Regions from separate parts of the Homo sapiens genome. Here all the other regions are linked to region 2. The links are chromatin contacts, found by Hi-C in ENCODE. All regions are on one chromosome and are shown on one strand. The core of a region is the stretch at or near the end of the contact, and the rest is flanking DNA. Distances in the headings are between cores, read along the strand shown. Region 1 holds the start of ATP1A1-AS1 (ATP1A1 antisense RNA 1). Region 2 holds the start of WARS2-AS1 (WARS2 antisense RNA 1). Region 3 holds the start of TRIM45 (tripartite motif containing 45).

Region 1 (4,958 bases), core at 605-3,104, 2.7 Mb after region 2:
GATCACATCTCATTATTCTTTATTACCTTGTCATCTGGAGGAGGAAGGATATCATCATCAATATTCTGTGAATTCCTAAATTATTTCACTTCTTCCAAATGAACTCTGTCTCACTAGCCTTGTGACCCTGGTGTCCCTCAGAACTCTACGCAGGGCCGGGAGTCTAGTTTAGCCTTAAGTGAAGGCAGAATAAGTGGCTCCCCCACTCAGGGTCACCAGAAAAATCCTAACCCGTGAGAATCTTCCTACCCTGTTTTCTGATGTCTGAAGTCCCAGGGCACAAAATTTTCAACTTCAAGCTCTGATCCCAATTAAATGTAGACACTCTCAGAAAGGGTCACTATCTCTTAATGAAACTGCATTTTAGCCGGGCGCGGTGGCTCACGCCTGTAATCCCAGCACTTTGGGAGGCCGAGGCGGGCGGATCACAAGGTCAGAGATCCAGACCATCCTGGCTAACACGGTGAAACCCCGTCTCTACTAAAAACACAAAAATTAGCCGGGCGTGGTGGCGGGCGCCTGTAGTCCCAGCTACTCAGGAGGCTGAGGCAGGAGAATGGCGTGAACCTGGGAGGCGGAGCTTGCAGTGAACGGAGATCGCGCCACTGCACTCCAGCCTGGGCGACAGAGCGAGATACCGTCTCACAAAAAAAAAAAAAAAAAAAAAAAAAGTGCACTTTAGATGTTTTCCTGGTGGGGGGGGGGGGGAGTGGGATATAAGTAGCAGTGTTCCAAGTACCAAAACCTCCCTGAGTCATCTGTGAAAAGCCATTTGGCAATAATACTGAAAGCTTTTAAATGCTCACATTCTGACTTAGCAGTTTCACTCCTGTGAATATAACCTAAGGAAACTGATCTCAATACTGAAAGGACTTTATACACAAGAATGGGCTGGGCAGCAAAGTGCTGTAATCCCAGCACTTTGGGAGGCCGAGGCCGGGTCGAGGGAGAAGCACCTGAGGTCAGAAGTTCGAGACCAGCCTGGCCAACATGATGAAACCCCGTCTCTACTGAAAGTACAAAAATTAGGTGGGCGTGGTGGCAGATGCCCGTAATCTCAGCTACTCAGGAGGCTGAGGCAGGAGAATCTCTTGAACCTGGAAGGCGAAGGTTGCAGTGAGCTGAGATCGCGCCACTGCACTCCAGCCTGGGCGACAAGAGCGAGACATCGTCTCAAAAAACAAACAAACAAACAAACAAACAACCAAACAAAACAAAAAAGAATGAATAATTTATAATCGTGAAGCTTTGGAAGCCACTTGAATGTTGAACATTTGCGAGATGCTCAGAGAAGTGACAGCGTATCAACCCAATTTTTTAAAGTCCTGCCATTAAAAATTATAGGTAGGAAGCGTCAGTACTAACACGGTGAAAATGTTCATGTTACAAAGTGGAAAACAACCCTGGATTCAGTTTAGTATGTGCGTTTTACCACAGCTATGTAGAAACAAATCCATACACATGGAAATCGAATGAAGTGAAACGCATGCAAATGGTAATGATGCTGTGCTTGGAGGCAGAATTGGAAGCAGTGTTAAAGTTATTTATCATCATTCGTGTTTTTAAAATGCCGTGTGATGGCCGCAATACTTCTGTAACGAATGATGTTTAAGCACGGAGCCCTTCACTGGCCGACGCGCGGGTGGGAGATAGGAGCCGCGCCCAAGCTCAGGTGGCGGCTGCGGGCAGGGCCGCCTGGGGCCGCAGCCGGGCGCGCTCCCGGCGGGGACCCTCTGCTCTCCTTGCAGACGGAGGCCGCGCCGGGTTTGGAGGCATCCCACAGCCTCAGGCCGAGGACCCGCCGCGAAGCGCCGCCTCCGCGGGTTGACCCTCTGCAGCCGCCGTAGCGCAGAGACGAATCCGCGCTCCCCCAGGCTGTCGCGCGAGCTCCCCGGAAGCTCCCACCTGAGCGGCGCATCCTCAGGGCCTGGGCCTGGCCTCCTTGCCTGTGAGATGGCACTGTGACGGTGCCCACCTCGTGGGGTGTGTGAGGGCCGAGTGAAATCGTGCATTTGCGGTAAGAAAGTGCTTATCACGGTGCCCAGTCCTAATATGGGCTGCCAGCCTAAGTACAGAGTCCCAATCCCAGCCCAAAGGCCAGTTTCCAGGTGAACCCTTGTCGGGGAGACCACCAGACGGAACAGTCCCAGTCTACACTCCTGCACCGAGCAGGGGACAGTGTGGACCGCAGAGAGGTCCGAAGTCCCTTTAGAATAAGGATGGTGCTTCAGGGTTGTTAAAAGGATTAAATGAGATGATATCTAAAGGGATTAGCACAGTGGCTGGTGCTAAAATAAATCATTTTCTCTACTGCCACTGCTCTTACAACCAGACGCCTGGAACAGCCTGCTGGTTCGTCTCCTCATTTGTAAGCTGGAGTTAGTAGGTGTGTTGTGAAGGTTGAGAGAATATGCATAGGCAGAACCTGGCGTTTAATATTTGGGAAGTGGCAGCAATTCTTTCTTCATTAATCTACAAGCTGCACTGTGGTAGGCACATACCCTTAGCACCGATTCTTATAAGTGCAGGTAAGAGAGAGAGAAGATATATTGTGTAAGTCGAAGGAGCCAGCCGTGTCCAGGCCACCGCAAAACCTCGACAGTACTGTACCAGGGCCCTCTTCAGTGAATGAATCTCCTCTTTGGCCTGTTTGCTGTCTGTTTGCATTTGCTGCACCCATCAGTTCCCAAACCTGGTCTCTAAAGTCAGGAGCTCAAGGAAGCTTGTCCCAATCCTAGAAAACAAGTACAGCACACACCAACAGCAGCATCCCTAAAAGCCAGCCCTACTGGCAATGCGGGCCCTGCAACCCGTAGGTAAGTGGGACACTCTAAGCTTCTTGGAAACAGCTAACTCAGGGCCTGATTAGCTTACTCCCGCCTCCTGTCTTCAGGAAATCAGACTGTGTAAAATAAGAGAGAAAAGAAAATTGACATAAGTCTATTCCACTGTCTAATGAAATGTGTTTCACTTGTGTTTAAAGTGAATTGTGGGCTGGCGTGGTGGCTCATTTGCCTATAATCCCAACACTTTAGGAGGCCAAGGCAGGCAGATGGCTTGAGCTCAGAAGTTTGAAATCAGCCTGGCAACATGCAAAAACCCCATCTCTACAAAAAATATAAAAATTAGCAGGATGTGGTGGCGCATGCCTGTAGTCCCAGTTACTCTGGAGGCTGAGGTGGGAGGATGGCTTGAGCCTGGCAGGTCGAGGCTGCAGTGAGCTGTAATCATGCCAGTGCACTCCAGCCTGGGTGACAGTCAGGTCCTGTCTCAAAAAAAAAAAAGTGAATTGTAGTACCAGCTACATTTGTAGAGCCCTTTCTCTTTACAGTCATGGTGCTAAATTCTCTGATCTCATTTAATCCTCCCAACCACCCTCACAATGCTGTGTCCATTTTACATATTGGAAAGCTAAGACTCAGGTTAAGAGAGACTTGTTGAAGGTCACAGCTAGTAAGCTGCAGAGAACCAGAAAGTGAATCTGGGTTGATCTTGACTCTAAACAGTTTGCTTTTAACAACTATACTCCTTTGAACATATTTACCCTATTTTCTTCATTAAGTAAAATGTTTTCTGTATCTTAATTTTCAGAACCTCTAATACAACATTTTGCAGAACGTATTTTCTAAGTATCCCCGATCCCCGCAATCCAGGCTGCCTTCTGTAACCTTTTAGTCATTGCAAACACATAGTAGATGCATGCTGAATTTGTGAGCTTGGCACCACACATGACAGGCTTTGGTTAGGGAATTCAGCTGCAAGCAACCAAACCCTCAGAGCCAAAGCCAGGGGTGCTAGGACCTCTGGCCCTGCAGTGGCCCTGATATGGCCTTTGTGTCCTGCCTCAGAGGCCTTTCTATCCCCACAGTTACTGGGACAAAATGTCCTATGCTTTCACCCTTATGTGGCTCCAGATGTAGGATTTAATTTTTTAGAAATCTGCAATACTGCAGCAGAAATGTAGTTATGAGTCAGGGATGTGTATGTGTGTGTGTCTGTGTGTGAAAGCCAGTCTCTCAGCACCAGCTAAAAATGTGAAGCAGCAAGTCTGTGCTGGGAATTGAGGACACCATATGCTTGCATTTCTAGGTCTTCCTAAGAGTTATATAACTGCCCCTAAAGCCAGGGGGCAGGAGCAGGGCCAGCCGTGGGAGACGTTTCCAAAGAGGAATGCTGAGGAAGGACTGACCTTGAGGAGACAGGGAGTTTGCCAGGCTGTGGAATGTTCCCAGCCTTGGGGCTTAAACAAAAACTGTATTCAGAGGGTGAGTGCTCTGTTGAGAACAAACCCTATCTGTCTCCTGCTTTGTCTCCGGAGCTTATCAAGGTGAGCCCTTTCTCTGCAGGTTCTGGATATTGAATTTAGAGGTGGGCACAGCTGCCAGAGCAAGGCCCTAGTAATCCTCCCAGCCATCTCTAATTAGCCGACTTCAGGGCCCTCCCCCCCCCCAACCCTTCTGTGTCCTGAGGGTCAGGCAGAGGGGAGATAAGAGCTCTCATCTATTCATAGAATAAGGTTGCAGAAAGGCACCCTGGGAGGAGAGCTGTGGGAGGGAACACAACCAATCAACAAAGGTTTATCAAGGGCTCACTCTGTGGTCACACTTGGGGGAGGGAGGTATCTGATTGGCCCCATCCTGCTGAGGGCCTCTGTACAGTATTCTTTCCTAGAAAACACCCTCCCCACCATCCTCGCTCCCCACTGCAGATCTTACTTGACTAAAGCCCATTATTCTTACAGGCCTCAGTTCAGAGGCCTGAGACCTAGAGCAATGTTTTTCAAACTGTGGGTCATGACCCATTAGTAGCTTGTGTAATTAATTTAGTAGGTTACATTGAGCATTACCGTCCCCCACACCCTCCAGAAAAACAAAGACAAAAAGATTAAAGGAAATAGAAAAGAGGCTATCTGAGCACATTAGACACCATGAAGTTAAGTGCTGTTTGTTATGTGGATG
Region 2 (4,517 bases), core at 1,521-4,020:
CCATTTTGTATGAAAACATTTCAAAAGTGTATTGTAGGTTTTTTCTTCAAAGATACATTGAATAATATATCTTTCCCCGAGGAGTCATGGTTACCATTATTAAAAACTTATTAAAATACGTTAAATATACTGAGCTGAATATATTCCTCCTCTTAGAAGATGGTGAGCTTTGTAGTCATACTTTCCCCAACACCAAAATGCTTACTGTGAAAAAGTACAAAAGTAGACAGAACTGGTTCATTTTTAATACATCCTGTGTCTTTTCTGTTAACTGTTCCTTCTGGCTGTTAAAAGCATAACAATTGCTGACAATAAGCTGTGTAATTTGTTAAAATCCAATTTACTTTTAAAAGAGGTGCCTACTCTGCATAAGAGACTATTCTAGGTGCTGGGGGAGATGTTAGAAATATAAACTATAGTCCTTGTCCAAGAAGCAAGGCTGGCTGAGTGACACCTGAGAGTTACCAGGTCACCGCCACGGTGCAAAACACAGTTTATTACTTCTAACAAAGTCTAAAAATTAGCAAATATTTTCAATTTTAAAAATCAGGATACTAAAGTTATAAAACTTGTGGTCTTAAAGTCCCACCTTTTTTAGTGGGACTATGTCTTGGAAATACCTCCCACGGAAATATTATTGGTCATAGGAGTCTGCAGATACGACTAAGAACTACTTCTTGAAGAAATAAAGTAGGTACACCCTTTGACAGCTTTTGGTGCACCATAGTCTTATTGCTAGGTTTTATCTTGCTATCTAGATGACTAAAGATGTCAGAAAGCTAATCTTGCTAATTGCTAGGGTCATGTAATCTCATTAATAAAATATATGTAAAACACTGTACTATAATGCTTTGCTCTATGTATGAGTAAAACATGTAGGGCATTTATTAAACTGCATTTTACAAGGCATAACATATATCCCCCTTCCCCTGGCAAGGTTTGTTTCCAGGGTCTCAGTAATATCACATTCTTTGGGTTCTACAACACCTCTTGGCTCCTTTATTTCCATCATCTGGCTACTTTCACTCCACAAACTCTATCTGATGGTCTCAAGGATTTCCTTGGTTTCAATTACCATCTGTTTGGTAGTTCAAATCTCTTCTGAGCTCCAGACCCATGTATCTATTTAATGGGCATCACATTTTGGAAGTACTACAAGCACCTCAAATTTAACAGCCAAAACCAAACTGATCAGCTTTGTTGAAGACTATAACTTGATTTCCTAGTTTTTTTTTTGCCTTCATCCCTTTCCTGCTCACTTCTAAATTACACCAATTATACTTGAACTTCACCAGTACTTTGTATACCTACAAGATTATCCTATATGGTTTTAATTTACTGTTTTGTCTTACCCTGGTAGATTTCAGCTCCTTTATAGGCATCTCTTATCTCCTACCTCTCCTTGGTAATTTTCAGTAGCTGGATGAATTATAAACAAAACACATAAAGGAATTGTCATGAATTTCTTCCAGTTATATTTTTACTGAAACACTCGTTATCTGTCTGGGAGATTTTTAGGTGAATTAACAGAAGCAGAAAAACTGTATTAAACTTTCTCATAACCCCAAACAAAACAATTTCTTCCATCAGGTATAACCTTCCTGCAGCCTTCCCTAGACTAGGTTGAAACACCACAGTCATAACCACTCCTCCTTAAAACTTGCGGTGCTTGCTTCTTTAACACCTATTAAGTGTACATCATTTATTTATCCGCTACTCTATTAGACTGTACACAACTTGAAGACAAGATATGTCTTTCTCTGTACCTTCAGTGCCCAGCACATTACGGTAGGGTTCAACAAAGTTTACAGGACGAATGAAATAAGGCCACATAAGTCCAGTGCGGTGGCACATGCCTGTAATCCCAGCACTTTAGGAGGCCGAGGCAGATGGCTTGGCTTGAGCTCAGGAGTTTGAGAGAGCCTGGGCAACATGGTGAAACCCTGTCTCCACCAAAATACAAAAATTAGCCGGGCGTGGTGGCGCACCCTTGTGGTCCCAGCTACTCAGGAGGCTGAGGCAGGAGAATAGCTTGAGTCTGGGAGGTGGAGGTTGCAGTGAGCCGAGATCGCGCCATTGCACTCCAGCCTGGGCGAGAGTGAGACCTTGTCTCAAAGAAAAAAAAGGGAAATGAGGCCACACATGTCTAAAAAGACCACTTATATTACCCTCTAAGAGAACTGGGAGTTTCTAAACAAACTTTTTAAAGGTTGCCTTCACATAGCTAAGATCAGAAATGCAGCCTACTTGACTTTCTTCCAGTCTAAAGCGTTGCTACTAATAACCCCCAAGGAAATTCTCCTTCCAGGAAGGCTGAGCAGACAAGGGATCCAGGGAAAAACACTAAAGCCCCACCCCGCTCCTGTCCCCACCTGCTCGGCAAGAACTGCAGTCCGCCCGATAGCGGCTGCGCTGCGCAGCCTGGAGGCCCAAGCCGCGCCCAGCAAGCAGGAGTCGCGAGACTGGGATTGGCTCTCTGAACAGACGTCATTCCAAACAAGACGGCTCCGCCCTTCTCAAGATGGCGCTGCACTCAATGCGGAAAGCGCGTGAGCGCTGGAGCTTCATCCGGGCACTTCATAAGGGATCCGCAGCTGCTCCCGCTCTCCAGGTAACCAAAGACGGCCCTTCCCTCCGCGGCTTCCCATCCCGCGAGGTTCTTCTCATCCCACTGCCCTCTATTTATTTCTCTCCTCCCGCTTCTTAGGGAAAGTACATGCCTTCCCTCGCCTAAGGTCTACTCGTCTATGACTGTCGGCCTGCTCAGAGCGTAGTGACGTTGCAAGGATACGTGATGACGTAAAGGTTTCTTGGTGGAAAAAGCGCGCCGCTTTCTGACCTCTTGCCGCCACCTCCAGTTCTGGGAGCGGAGCGCCGCCGCTGTTGCCGGGCAACGCGGTGAGCCTACCCCGCGTGTGATGTTTTCAGAGACGGGTTGTTTTAGAGACTGCTCTTCTTGTGGTCTTATTACTGTTTTTACCCTCCTTACCCTAACAACACGCTAAGGGGCTATCGGAGAGAGTAGAGAAGTTTTGTTAGGCATTGGGCAGCTTGGGTCGGGGCAGCAGGTTGGCAGTGTGGTACTTGAGCAAGTGTCAGTGCATCTTCCATTCTGGTTGCTCCTGGTGGCTCCACAGCACTGCTCTATCTAGCAGGCTGTGAAAGAGTGACCGCAAGCTGCTACAGAGTTTGTCCTGTCCTGCGCTTGACAACACTGCTGTTACCATTAATCTCGTCGTACGGAGACCATGTCGCGGCCTGGTCTTATTGGGAATTGTCTTAAATATTTGGAATTTTACCCTCATAGCAAAAAAGTCAGGGGGAGGGGATACCCTTTCAGTTATTCAGGATTTTACCAAACGTCTTCCAAGTACAGTCTCAGTGGCAAGCACTTTGACATACTTTATCTACGGGAGATATATTCTGGGAACTAGAGAGAAAGGAGAGAATGTGATTTTATTAGGTAATTTCCCGGCATCATTTGCATATGTATTGCCATAATGAGTAGGTGTGAGGATGTCGCACCTATTGTAACTGTTGTGTTGAAAACAGCGCTAGACAGGAAGGTAGCCTAGAGGTCAAGGGTTTGGTCTGCCACTTGACAGCTGTGTGACAAGTCACAATCTCTCTGGGACTTTTCTTCTTTTTTTGCTCATATTGAGTGGAGGAAGAGAGCTGGACTGATTGACACGTTAATGTTCTTTCAACCTCTGGAAAATCTATAGTTCCATGATTATGAAGCCAAAACAAAGCCAATGAGAGTAATTATGAAAACCAAAATTTAAGTTCAACTTATTTTTCTAGTCATGTCATAAATTTTTTGAACTTCCGTTTTTTATTAATGTGAGCCTCACAAAATTCTTATAAGCTAATATATTAATATATACCGGAAAGCTGCTTGTCAGCAAACAACTATTCAAATGTCACCTTAAATTTCAGCAGCAATGTTAGGTAAGACAATTCAAAATTAGATAAATTTATCAAAAATTCCTCTCCTTGAAATTTGAGGGTTTGATTCTGCAGAACTAGAATGAGATGATTATTTATAATTTATAGCACATTAACACCTATGCTATCAAAGTAGCTAAGCCGTAGACCCAAACTTCCCCTTATTCCAAACTAAAGAATTGAAGATGTCTTGAGAATAGAGAATCAAAGAGAGAGAGAAAAAAAAGACAAACTGCAGCCTGCTAATGACTGCCCAGGGAAGTTTAAGACACTAAGTCATTATAAATGCTAAAGAAAAAATTTCTTAAACCTCTACTATTGTTTCAGTGGCATTTATGAATAGGGCTATTAAAGTTAATTATTAATCTAGATTGTTTCAAGATGTAGAATTTCCAGTACCGATGAATGTTTCTAAACCTTTAATTTAGCTTTGAGTAGAATAAGTATTAAATGTGAGAGTATTTTTTTAAAGTATAAATCTACATATAATTTCAGTCATTGAAAATGATGGTTTGAAAGATTAATGTGGTTTTTTGAAAGACTGAGAAAAGATACAAAATTGTGTTCAT
Region 3 (4,613 bases), core at 537-3,036, 2.0 Mb after region 2:
CAAGACCTGGCAAGACCTCTTTGAGGCCATTTCCTTACAATATTGTTAAAGGTTAAATGAGATACTGCTAAATGAGATATTGCACGTGTAAATTATGAAGTACTTCTGAAACAAGAGAAGCTTGAAACTACTACCACAAGAAATGTGATACAGTATGAACAAGAGATGAAGTAAAGCACAGCCAAGCAGCAGGGAGGGTAAAGGTGAAGTTCAAAGCAAGAATATATAGCAAACCCAAGTCCACACAGTTTTTGTGACTTCCTCCAGCCTACTGGAGAGGCGAATGCCGATTTTGAGAGTAGATGCAAGAAGGACAAGAGGCTGAAAAAAATCTAGGTAAGGACTATTTAAAAATCTTTGGAGATATGCTTAACATTTGGAAATTACTTGCACATTTTATATAAAGGTGGCATTTGACTCATTGGCGTGTTATATTTTGGAAATGGCCAAACATTTCATTTTTATATTTTATAATGGTTTTTTTTTTTTTTTTCATATTTTGGGGTTAACTTTTTTTCAGATTCCATACTTTTAAAAGCTTAGGCTCCAGACACTATGCCTATAGCATGAAACAGATAATGAAGGAATCAAGTGAAACAGTCGCCCACTGGGTACAAATTAAGTAGGGAAGGTCATGAACAAAGAAAGCAGTGAGGGCCCAGTAGACAAGCTGACGCAACTGGAGATAACAACAGGTGGAGGGGAAAGGAGCAGCTGTTTCCATTTTTGGAATTTTGGAGAATCAGGAGACGCCTGGTAAGGCCAGAGAAGGTGGCCGTGTAATTATAAAGTTAAAGGGGTCGGACGTGTTCATCTTCCCAATTAGTTTTAAGCCCACAAAGGGCTTGTCCCTCATTGCCACCGTCCATTGTCTCACTGTGACCAGGCAGGAGCCCTCCGTGATTGACTGATAAAAACAGCGGGTCCAACTCGCTCAGCTCGTTTCTGTTACACAGGACTGTGGAATCCCGGGTGACATTCAACTCCTTAGGTCATCTGCACTCCCCCCGGACCGGAAAACAAAGCCTTCCCGAGCCCGACAAGGAGGGTGGCGCTCCCTGGCCCGGCCGAAGTAAGCCCTCCATTCGACACCTCGGCTCCACGGTCTCCCGAACCGGTCCCCGTAACGCGAGCCTGAGATGCCCTCACCCCCGAAAAATACCCAAAGTCGGGGAGCCGCGGGAGTGCTTGTACCCAGCACGCTAGGCCTGAGGGACCTGTGAGCTACAGTAAGCGCCTGAGGACAGAGGGGAGCCTCGCAGCCTCAAACCCGCGTGGAGGAGAAACGTCTGGCGCCCCCGAGCGGCCGAGACCTCGGGAGCCCGAAAAACGTCTCCCACTCCCAGCGCAGAGCCAACTGACAGTGCCATCCACCAATGGGAGAACCCAGTCTGCGTTCGTGGGACGAGTCCGAGGGCAGAAAGAAGGCCGTCCCGGCGCCAAATCAGCGTGGCTTTTTAAGAGGTCCTGAGGCCTCTCTGGTCACCACAGAGAGAGGGACAGTCCCTGTGAAACGGTGACGCTGACTACACTATGCCGCTCGCTCCGAGCCTTGGCCTTTTCCTCCCGCCGCACTCTAAGCCCTTCGGCCGCCCCGCCCACGGCCTTGTCAGGTCCCGCCCCCCGCGTGAGTGGACTGGCGAAGATGTGGAATTTCCAAAACTTATTGGATGCTTAGTGGCGTCACTCTGGAGGGCGGCGGGGCCCGGAGCGGCGAGGGCCGCCGCTCTCGGACGGTGATTGGACTCGCCGGAGTAGACCGGGCTGGGATTGGTGTGAGGAGGGGCCAGAGCCCGCGGGCGTCCCGGGCCGAGGCGCGGGAGAGGCGGTGGACACCGAGAAGCCCGCCGGCGGCTTGCAATTCCCTCACCCGGCGCGCGCCTTTCGCAGAGGGAAGGAGCAAGAGGGCCCCTACCTCATCGTGCGCGGGTGGGGTCGGCGCTTGTCGCGTGTGGCGCGCAGTGGGGCGGGCGGCGGGAGGGGGGTGGCAGTGGAGGGAGCGAGAGGTGCAGGGGTGACTTTGTTGGCAGCAGGACTAGCTGGAGAGCTAGACCTGGAAGCGCATCCGGGGAGGACTTGCGGGGCAGAGGAGGGCGTGGGCGTGTCTGGTGTGGGATGCAGTGGAAAGGAGGGGGCCCTCCTGAGTAGATCTGTGGGTGATTCCTTCGAGGACGCCTCGTCTTCCCGTCTGCCCTTTTATTTGTCAGCGAGGGAGTCCCCATGGTCTCTGTTCAAGTTCTGGAGACTTTCTCTTTGGGTGGGCTTAATCACCTGCTACTAAATCGTAGAACTGCCCAGGGCCCTTTCTAATATTGGTCACAAACGTGAGGAGTATGTCAGAAAACAGAAAACCGCTGCTGGGCTTTGTAAGCAAACTCACTAGTGGGACTGCACTTGGGAACTCAGGCAAGACTCACTGCCCCCTGTGCTTGGGGCTTTTCAAAGCCCCCAGGCTCTTGCCTTGTTTGCATACAGTTTGCACCACGTGTCTGGAGCAGCTGGAGCCCTTCTCAGTAGTGGACATCCGAGGGGGAGACTCTGACACAAGCTCTGAGGGGTCAATATTCCAGGAACTCAAGCCACGAAGTCTGCAGTCGCAGATCGGCATCCTTTGTCCTGTATGTGATGCTCAGGTGGACCTGCCCATGGGTGGAGTGAAGGCTTTAACCATAGACCACCTGGCCGTGAATGATGTGATGCTGGAGAGCCTACGTGGGGAAGGCCAGGGCCTGGTGTGTGACCTGTGCAACGACAGGGAAGTAGAGAAGAGGTGTCAGACCTGCAAAGCCAACCTCTGCCACTTCTGCTGCCAGGCTCATAGGTAAAGATGGGACACTCCATCAGGTGTAGCTTAAGAGCAGATTACAAAGAGGTGTCAAGACAAATCCCTCGGTGAGCAGATGAAAAGGAAAGCCTTCTCAAATACCGTGGAAGGTCAAAGAGCAATATAACAATGCAATAGCAAATACTCCAGTACAACAGTTAACCCGGTTAGCCTAATATAGTACCTAATATATAGCCTAATATAGCAATAGCAATAAACCCTTTCAATTTACAAAGTGCAGCTACAGTTTCCTTCAGTCATTCGTGTAGTGAATAATTGTACTGGGTGCTGGAGAAACAGGAGAATGAATATAACAGCATAGATCCTGTTCTTGATCTCCTTCGATCTTGCAACTCTTACAGAAAAGCAGGCCCTGTTTTCGCCCCCATTTATTAATTGGGGAAACAAGCTCAGCAATATTATGTGATTTGCCAAGGTCCTACAGTTGGTAAGTGTGTAACAGAACTGAGTATTAAATCCAGATCATTTTGACTACATTCCAGTAACCCATGCTGTGCTCCTAGAATAGGTGATGATGATTGGCCGGACCTCAGCTTTTGCTTTGTGTACCTTAGAGTTACTCTGGAGCTTGGTGAGGTGGGCTGGTAGGTGTTAATTGGGGTGCAGACTATGTGTTTTATGGCATTTGGTGAATAGTTTGTCAGATGGATCACTTTTGTCCCTTCGTACTCTTACCTTACCCCATCCTAGGACACCAGAATATAAAATGACCACAGTTTTAGGATTAGCCTAAAATAGGTTTCGGGTTCTACTTCCATTTGTTTTCTGGCTACACTAACAGAACAAGTTTGTAGACTTCACTCTATTTTTAACTTGTAATTATGTGATAGTCCCTGCGACTGTCTTGCTGCCAGCCAAACCAGCTAACCCTATTTTCTCTGCAGCCACTCTTCTGGTGCCAGAATAGGCATATAAGCTTCAAATTGATACAATGCTAATGGAGGAACTCTGAACAGTCACCATGTTTTCCTAAGGATTTCCCTACATCTCTAGAGGGCTACTATAGGAAAGGAATTAGAAAGAGAGCTTTGATTCTACTAACCATTGGTTTCACACTTTCTTTTCTCTTTTTTTTTTTTTCTGAGATGGAGTCTGGCTCTAGTCGCCCAGGCTGGAGTGCAATAACACAATCTCCACTCACTGCAACCTCCACCTCCTAGGTTCAAGCGATTCTCCTGCCTCAGCCTCCCCAGTAGCTGGGATTACAGGCACATGCCACCACGCCTGGCTAATTTTTTGTATTTTTAGTAGAGACAGGGTTTCACCATGTTGGCCAGGCTGGTCTCAAACTCCTGACCTCAGTTGATCCGCCCACCTCAGCCTCCCAAAATGCTGGGGTTACAGGCGTGAGCCACCGCGCCCGGCCGGTTTCACGCTTTCTAATGATGTTGACGATGTCTCTTGAAAAAAATTCTAGCCTGCTGATTTGGGTGATACAGGTCAACAGAAATGCTTCACCAAAATCTTAGATGCAAGCTAGATGAGACTTGGTGTCTGCTTTTTAATTGCTTGGACTTTATTGCTGTGTTATCTGGCATGGTTTCTGTTTCTTGATGCTGGTTTTCTGCCATGCCCTCACTGCTAGCTTACCTTAGGAAGCCGACTGTGACTCTTGTCTAAACTCTTTGGGAAAGTTCTAGCATGCAGTCATAGTCTTGCAACCTTCTGCATAGGCATGTAGCCAGCCAGAGCCCTAGTCTGTTCACACGTTATTCTATACAACAGCTCTTTCAGGTAGGTATTGTCCCCACTGTACAGATGAGAAACT

Evidence for each region. Hi-C counts contacts between places; a loop is a spot of excess contacts on that map. Pooled maps may share reads with other maps.
Region 1: a loop to region 2 is called in a pooled map, with 16 times the contacts of the local background. The contact joins the promoter of ATP1A1-AS1 here to the promoter of WARS2-AS1 in region 2. A Hi-C loop is called at or near these places in 6 of 50 pooled maps.
Region 3: a pooled map shows a loop between it and region 2 (12-fold over the local background). The contact joins the promoter of TRIM45 here to the promoter of WARS2-AS1 in region 2. A Hi-C loop is called at or near these places in 8 of 50 pooled maps.

The regions. Positions count from the first base shown.
Region 1 is chr1:116,415,518-116,420,475 of GRCh38, reverse strand. It overlaps ATP1A1-AS1 (ATP1A1 antisense RNA 1), which reads left to right and starts at 1,854. Exons shown (of 3, transcript NR_027646.1): 1 at 1,854-2,017. RefSeq lists a silencer at 1,646-1,775 and enhancers at 1,735-2,029, 4,211-4,712.
Region 2 is chr1:119,138,649-119,143,165 of GRCh38, reverse strand. WARS2-AS1 (WARS2 antisense RNA 1) reads right to left here and starts at 2,770. Exons shown (of 7, transcript NR_125975.1): 1 at 2,373-2,770; 2 at 1,353-1,419. WARS2 (tryptophanyl tRNA synthetase 2, mitochondrial) reads left to right here and starts at 2,513. Exons shown (of 6, transcript NM_015836.4): 1 at 2,513-2,611. The coding sequence starts at 2,522. RefSeq lists an enhancer at 2,432-2,741.
Region 3 is chr1:117,118,922-117,123,534 of GRCh38, reverse strand. It overlaps TRIM45 (tripartite motif containing 45), which reads left to right and starts at 1,786. Exons shown (of 6, transcript NM_025188.4): 1 at 1,786-2,821. The coding sequence starts at 2,334. RefSeq lists an enhancer at 1,352-1,521 and a silencer at 1,832-2,021.